Regions from separate parts of the Mus musculus genome. Here region 2 is linked to region 1. Evidence: chromatin loops called from intact Hi-C (ENCODE). Cell type or tissue: left cerebral cortex. All regions are shown on one strand. Links, peaks and the distances in the headings refer to the core of each region. The heading gives the core; the rest is flanking DNA.

Region 1 (2,924 bases), core at 292-2,791:
TTTATTTCTCCTATTAGTAACAGAGTCAAAAGGTCATATCTTAGTGTAAGTCTAAAGAATATATCAAAATAACAAGTTTTATAGAGTATTTCAGTAGGCTGTTCAGAGGCACAGTCCACTAAGAGCAACTTAAAATGCTAGGTAAGATGATTCTGACAAACCAACTCCCACACAAGTATTACAAATGTATTTTATTGGCGCTAAAAATAAACAAAAAATAAACAAGATTTTGTAGCATAAATTTCACATCATTTAAGTTAGCAAAGACATCAACCCTTGAGCTTGGATTTTAGTACTTCTAGGATTGTGTGTGTGTGTGTGTGTGTGTGTGTGTGTGTGTGTTTGTGTGTGTTTCTGTGTCAATGTGCAAATGTGATATGAGGGTTAGAGAACACCCCTGAAAATCATTCTAAGGAACACTATCCACCTACACAATGAGAGAAAGGGACTCTCGTTGGCCTGAAGCTCATAAATAAAGCAAGATCCAGAGATATTCCCATGTGTGCTAACCCAGCATTTGGATTGCAAGGGAACACCATCACACACAGCATTTTATGTGAGTTTTGAGAATAGAACTCAAGTCCTCATGCCTGCCCAATCTACCCAACCCCCTCAGCTTCTGTTTCCAGAATTTTAATGCCTTCAAGTTATAATAAAGATATAAAATCAAGCTTCTTTCCAAGTGTGGAGAGAAGGGGGAGGTAACCTAACTCAAAGCATATAAATCTACATATGGTTTTCTATTACCATGCCTAGCACACAGAGCCAGTCTTCTTTCCAGGATTCTGCATTTGCAAAGTCATCAACACATTAAAACGTTTTATAATCCAAAATTCAGTAACATTCTAGCTGTTCTAAGAGTCATCTTTTACATGTAAAAAAGCAAATACTCTGAAAGCATAATAACCCCTGTATTCCCAGATGTGGATGGATAAGGTATCACTCAGGCTTGCTTTCATTTATTTACTATAACCAATGCTGTTGTGAAGTATGGTTAGTGCCACACTCTTCACAGTTTTGCTTTCTCTCAGTGACTTAATTGTCTAAAAGAGTCCCCACAAATACAAGTTTAAGTAATAAAAATGTTTCTCTGTGCAAGAAAGCTGTTATAAAATACATGTTTAAAAAAAGCTTCATTCAGTCATGACTTTAAAGTATTGGTGGCTATAAATTCAATGTCATGAAAATAATACTTACTAAATAAGGAGTCTTTAAAAGGAAACAAACAGGTAGTAATGTTATATATGATCAACTGACAAAAACATAAAAAGAAATCTGAAGGAACCTGTCCCCTGAAATTCCTTCTAGAAGCAATGCTTCAGCATGCATGTGGAGTTTTTACAACACTGATAAATGAGTAACAAGAATCAGCAGCATTTAAAACTGGTACCTTAGGAGCCAGGACCCCAGAAGCAAGATGAGAAACAGAAATAACAAACCATGAAAACAGTGCACTTTCAAAGATTTCAGAGGGTCACAGTCATCAGACAGAGTATAAGCTAAACATGAGTGTGCTTATCTTATGTTAATGAAGCTAAAGATCTAACTTGGAGTTTTCATCAGTAAAAGAGAAAACTGTAAATAACATGAGGTCTGACAACACAGCTCAGCAGGTACAGGCACTTTGGAACAGGGCTGAAAACCTGAGTCTGATCCTTAGGACCCACAAGGTGGCAGGAGAGAACAGATCCTCTTACTAACCAAAATTTGTCCTCTGAATTGCTCATGTAAACTGTGTCCCCCAAAACACACAAATCAAATAAGTAAGCAATATGAAAGACAACAACAATTGAGAACTCAAAAACACATGTAAAGAATTGACAGAGAACTCTAGTACCACATCAAACAACCAGAAAAAAGAGAAAAACTAAAGAAGCATAAAAATATCATCAACAACAACATTAAGTCATAAATTGTAAAGTATATACACAAAAGATTTTTTCCCAAGTTTTTAATTGCCTCGTTATACAATATCAGAAAGAATACATCAGAAGTGTTAGTAGCAAAGAATTTCCTGGATCAATGAAAGACATGTATAAATATCACTAACAAACACGAAACCTAAATGAAATGAAAAGGGAAAGAGAGGAAAAAGGAAAAGAAACACAAACACACTTCAAGTTTAAAAAAAAACAAAGAACATCTTAAAGAAGCTAAGGAATAGGATATTATCTCCCAAATACAGGACACGCTAACATGCATCTTAGTCATGCAGTGCAAACACAAAGGTAAAGGAATGACAGCTTGTGTGGGATTAACAAAGTAAAGACTGTCATAGAACTCTCTACTTGAAAAAAGAAACTTCAAATATTCAAGCTAAATAAATAACTTTTCATGTAAATCTAAGACATGAATGAATGAATGAATGAATGAATGAATAACAACAACAAACAGTACATGTACATACCACCATTCTGCCCTAAAAGTGAACTTCTGACATAAACACCACATTTGGATGAACCTATAAAATATAGGACAACCAAAGGAAAAATACTCTGATTCAACGTAACCACTTAAATACAATTTTTCATGCTAAGCATACAGCTCTGCCTGATACACAATTAAAAACTAAATGCTACCTAGGAAGAGGTATCAGTTAGCTTAAAGATATTTCATCTACTTTGGAAAACAATATTAAAATCCTTAAAAGAATACATTATGAAAGCATTTTAAGAAACTAGTAAGTATTCTTTTGTTAAAGCAAAAGTTAGGAGAATTTTAATTTCTTTATCCTGGAGTCTCTCTTGTTGACTCAACTACTGACTTTAATACAAATCTCAAAACTGTTCCTTAAGAAACTAGGTCTACAGACGGATGTGGTGATGCATGTCTTTAATGTCAGCGCTTAGGAGGCAGACATGTTTATCTCTATGAATACAAGACCAATGTGGTCTACAAAGCAAGTTCCAAGTCAGCCAGGGCTG
Region 2 (2,924 bases), core at 159-2,658, 230 kb after region 1:
AATACTGTCACACTGCAATGAGAATCACTGATCCACAGTGACTCAGTTCCTACCCTTTCTATTCTAGTAAGCTCAAGGAATTATACTCCAACGGAGGGATCGGCTGGCATTTTTATTATTTACAAATGACAGGAATGTAACCTCCTCGGGACAGTGTGGTGTGTGTCCTGGTGTCCCTGGTACCTGGCAAGGCATAGAACACTGGAGAAGGAGCTCAAGAGAGCCTCGCTGAACAGTGGAATAAGCGGAGGAGTCGTCCCATGCCTGCAAGTTCACCAGGCGGTTCTTGTGTCAGGCTTCCTCCAGCATAACACACCAGAAAGGTGTTCTGCAACACGCACCCCCACCCCGCCCCCGAGAGTCACTGCTGACTTGCTGCACTTCGGTTTGATGAGAACAGGGAGCTGCAATCTCACGGCTCTCTGCAAGCAGTTAGGAAACACCAGGGATCAAGTTGGGAGCCGAGCCCTTCTGTCTGTCAACAGAATTGCTACTGTCTCTCAACCTCAATCTTTTTCCTTAAGAAAATTCGTCTTCAGATGAATCCTACCTGTTCTGTCCCCTTATCAAACCTCCAGCCAGAACCACTGGATGAAGGATCCTCTGAGTGTAACATCCTCTGACCCCATCCTCTGGATGCATGCCTCTGCTGCTTTCTTCCATACTCCTAATAGACCCGAGGTAGCTGCACATCAGCCCTCTTTCAAGTCCCTGGTAACAGAGCTTCCCTTACAAGGTGTCTTGGTCCTGCAAGCCCTGGTGTCTTGGTGTTTGGGGCTCCTTAGATTACACTGTCATGAAAGAGTCAATACTGTTTGACCAGACAACCCAAAATAACTTGTTTTTCTTGCTCCCAGGACATCTGACAGCAGAGTCGATGATACATATTATTAAGTAACTGGGGATCAAGCACGGAGCACATGTGGTTGCTGCACTGTTAATCTCCTGAGGCCTGAGACAATGTTGGGGTTTCTGTGAACTCTTTAGCCGTTAGCTACTGCTGATTGGGATATGGGGGAGGACTTTTTTTTTTTTTTAACTTCTTAGGATGGATCTTTCGGCTTTGACTTTCTCCTCTGGGCCTGGTGCCATGCAGCAAAAACTTGGTGCTTGCCTGGTCATATTTTCATCTGTGTGGAGGCTGCCCCCTTGGGGTATGAACATTAGTACTTGCTGATTTTTTTTCCTGCCATGAATATTGAAGTGCAAAAAAACTTACTTTTAGCCGCAGCAAGGCCTGGAGGTGCGAGGGAGTATAATTTTTCAATAACGAGCCGAGTGTGTATGAAAAGGTAGTGGGTGGTTTTATATGGACTATTTATAAACTCCTGAAGGGAAAAAAAGCATGCTCCATTCTTGCTATTAAGATAAAGCAAACTAGACCAAAAGGCTCTATTCATTCTGGCTTAACTGATTTGTATCCAAAGACTCAGTAGATGGAAGCCTGTATTGTGGAAAGACAGAAGGCCAAATAAAAAAAGCCACCATAGAGCACTAATCTCAAGTAGCACCCCCACCTGCCGATTGCAGAGCACTAGCTGTAAGAAAGAGGTTTAAGACATGATGATTCTGGTTTGCATCTGGTAGCCTCCTAACGGCTACCCAACCTTTGGTGTGAAAGTCTCTTCTTTGAAAACTTTTTTTTTTTTTTTTTGTCTATAGACCAGATTGTCCCTAACTAAATATGATCTATGTTTTGGGTTTTTGTTGATCAAGAATTGCATTAATTCTTCCAATTGTGTTAAGTAAGAATCCCGGATGTTGGATACCATTTCTTGATTGTTAATTGTCTACTGGCAACTATTCAATATTTCTTTCTTTCTTTTTTAAAGTTAGGTATTTATTTCATTTACATTTCCAATGCTATCCCAAAAGTCCCCCATACCCTCCCACCCACTCCCACTTCTTGGCCCTGGCATTCCCCTGTACTGAGGCATATAAAGTTTGCACAATCAATGGGCCTCTCTTTCCACTGATGGCCGACTAGGCCATCTTCTGATACATATGCAGCTAGAGACAAGAGCTCCGGGGTACTGGTTAGTTCATATTGTTGTTCCACCTATAGGGTTGCAGATCCCCCCAGCTCCTTGGGTATTTTCTCTAGCTCCTCCATTGGGGGCCTTGTGATCCATCCAATAGCTGACTGTGAGCATCCACTTCTGTGTTTGCTAGGCCCCGGCATAGTCTCACAAGAGACAGCTATATCTGGGTCCTTTCAGCAAAATCTTGCTAGTGTATCCAATGGTGTCAGCATTTGGAAGCTGATTATGGGATGGATCCCCGGATATGGCAGTCTCTAGATGGTCCATCCTTTTGTCTCAGCTCCAAACTTTGTCTCTGTAACTCCTTCCATGGGTGTTTTGTTCCCAATTCTAAGAAGGGGCAAAGTGTCCACACTTTGGTCTTCGTTCTACTTGAGTTTCATGTGTTTTGAAAATTGTATCTTATATCTTGGGTATTCTAAGTTTCTGGGCTACTATTCACTTATTAGTGAATATATATTTATGTATTTATATATATATTAGTGAACATATTGTGTGAGTTCTTCTTTTTCTGAGTGTTCAGATATTCACAGGAACTCTGAGCCAAATGCTTAGGAGTTAGGTGTGTTGTTGAACATTGATGAAATATTTTAAAGGTGCCAGGACTGTCCCTCATAGTTCGAGGTGGGCACCCACTTCAGTAAGGTAATGTTCTACTTGAGATTGCTTGGCCACCAGCAAGGGAAAATGTGGGCTGAGTCCTTTTACATTCTATTATTCAGTTTTTGATGCTATAACAAAATACCTGAGGTCATCAGCTTAGAATTATTTCAAAGGTTTCAGCCTGCGGCCACTTGGCCCCCTTGGCTGCACAGTACATAAAGACAAGGGCATCTGGTAGAAAGATAGGAAGACAAGAAGGAAAGCTACTAGGATCCCAGA

What was found. Peaks named below come from ENCODE experiments on the same cell type or tissue, not always from the same donor. Only the 100,000 strongest peaks of a DNase experiment are listed, where the experiment ranks them.
Region 2: it touches region 1 in a loop (4-fold over the local background); 2 of 42 quality-filtered maps call a loop at or near these places.

Annotation. Positions count from the first base shown.
Region 1 is chr1:177,193,773-177,196,696 of GRCm38, forward strand. The region is part of intron 1 of Akt3 (thymoma viral proto-oncogene 3); the gene reads right to left. Among named protein-coding and RNA genes, the nearest start is that of Akt3, 54 kb to the right of the region's middle. In left cerebral cortex, for the core only: a CTCF peak has its summit at 1,647 (motif pointing right); DNase peaks (open chromatin) are centred at 600 and 1,653; H3K27ac peaks cover 307 bases.
Region 2 is chr1:177,419,192-177,422,115 of GRCm38, forward strand. No RefSeq gene overlaps it. Among named protein-coding and RNA genes, the nearest start is that of Zbtb18, 22 kb to the right of the region's middle. In left cerebral cortex, for the core only: a CTCF peak has its summit at 1,159 (motif pointing left); a DNase peak (open chromatin) is centred at 1,167.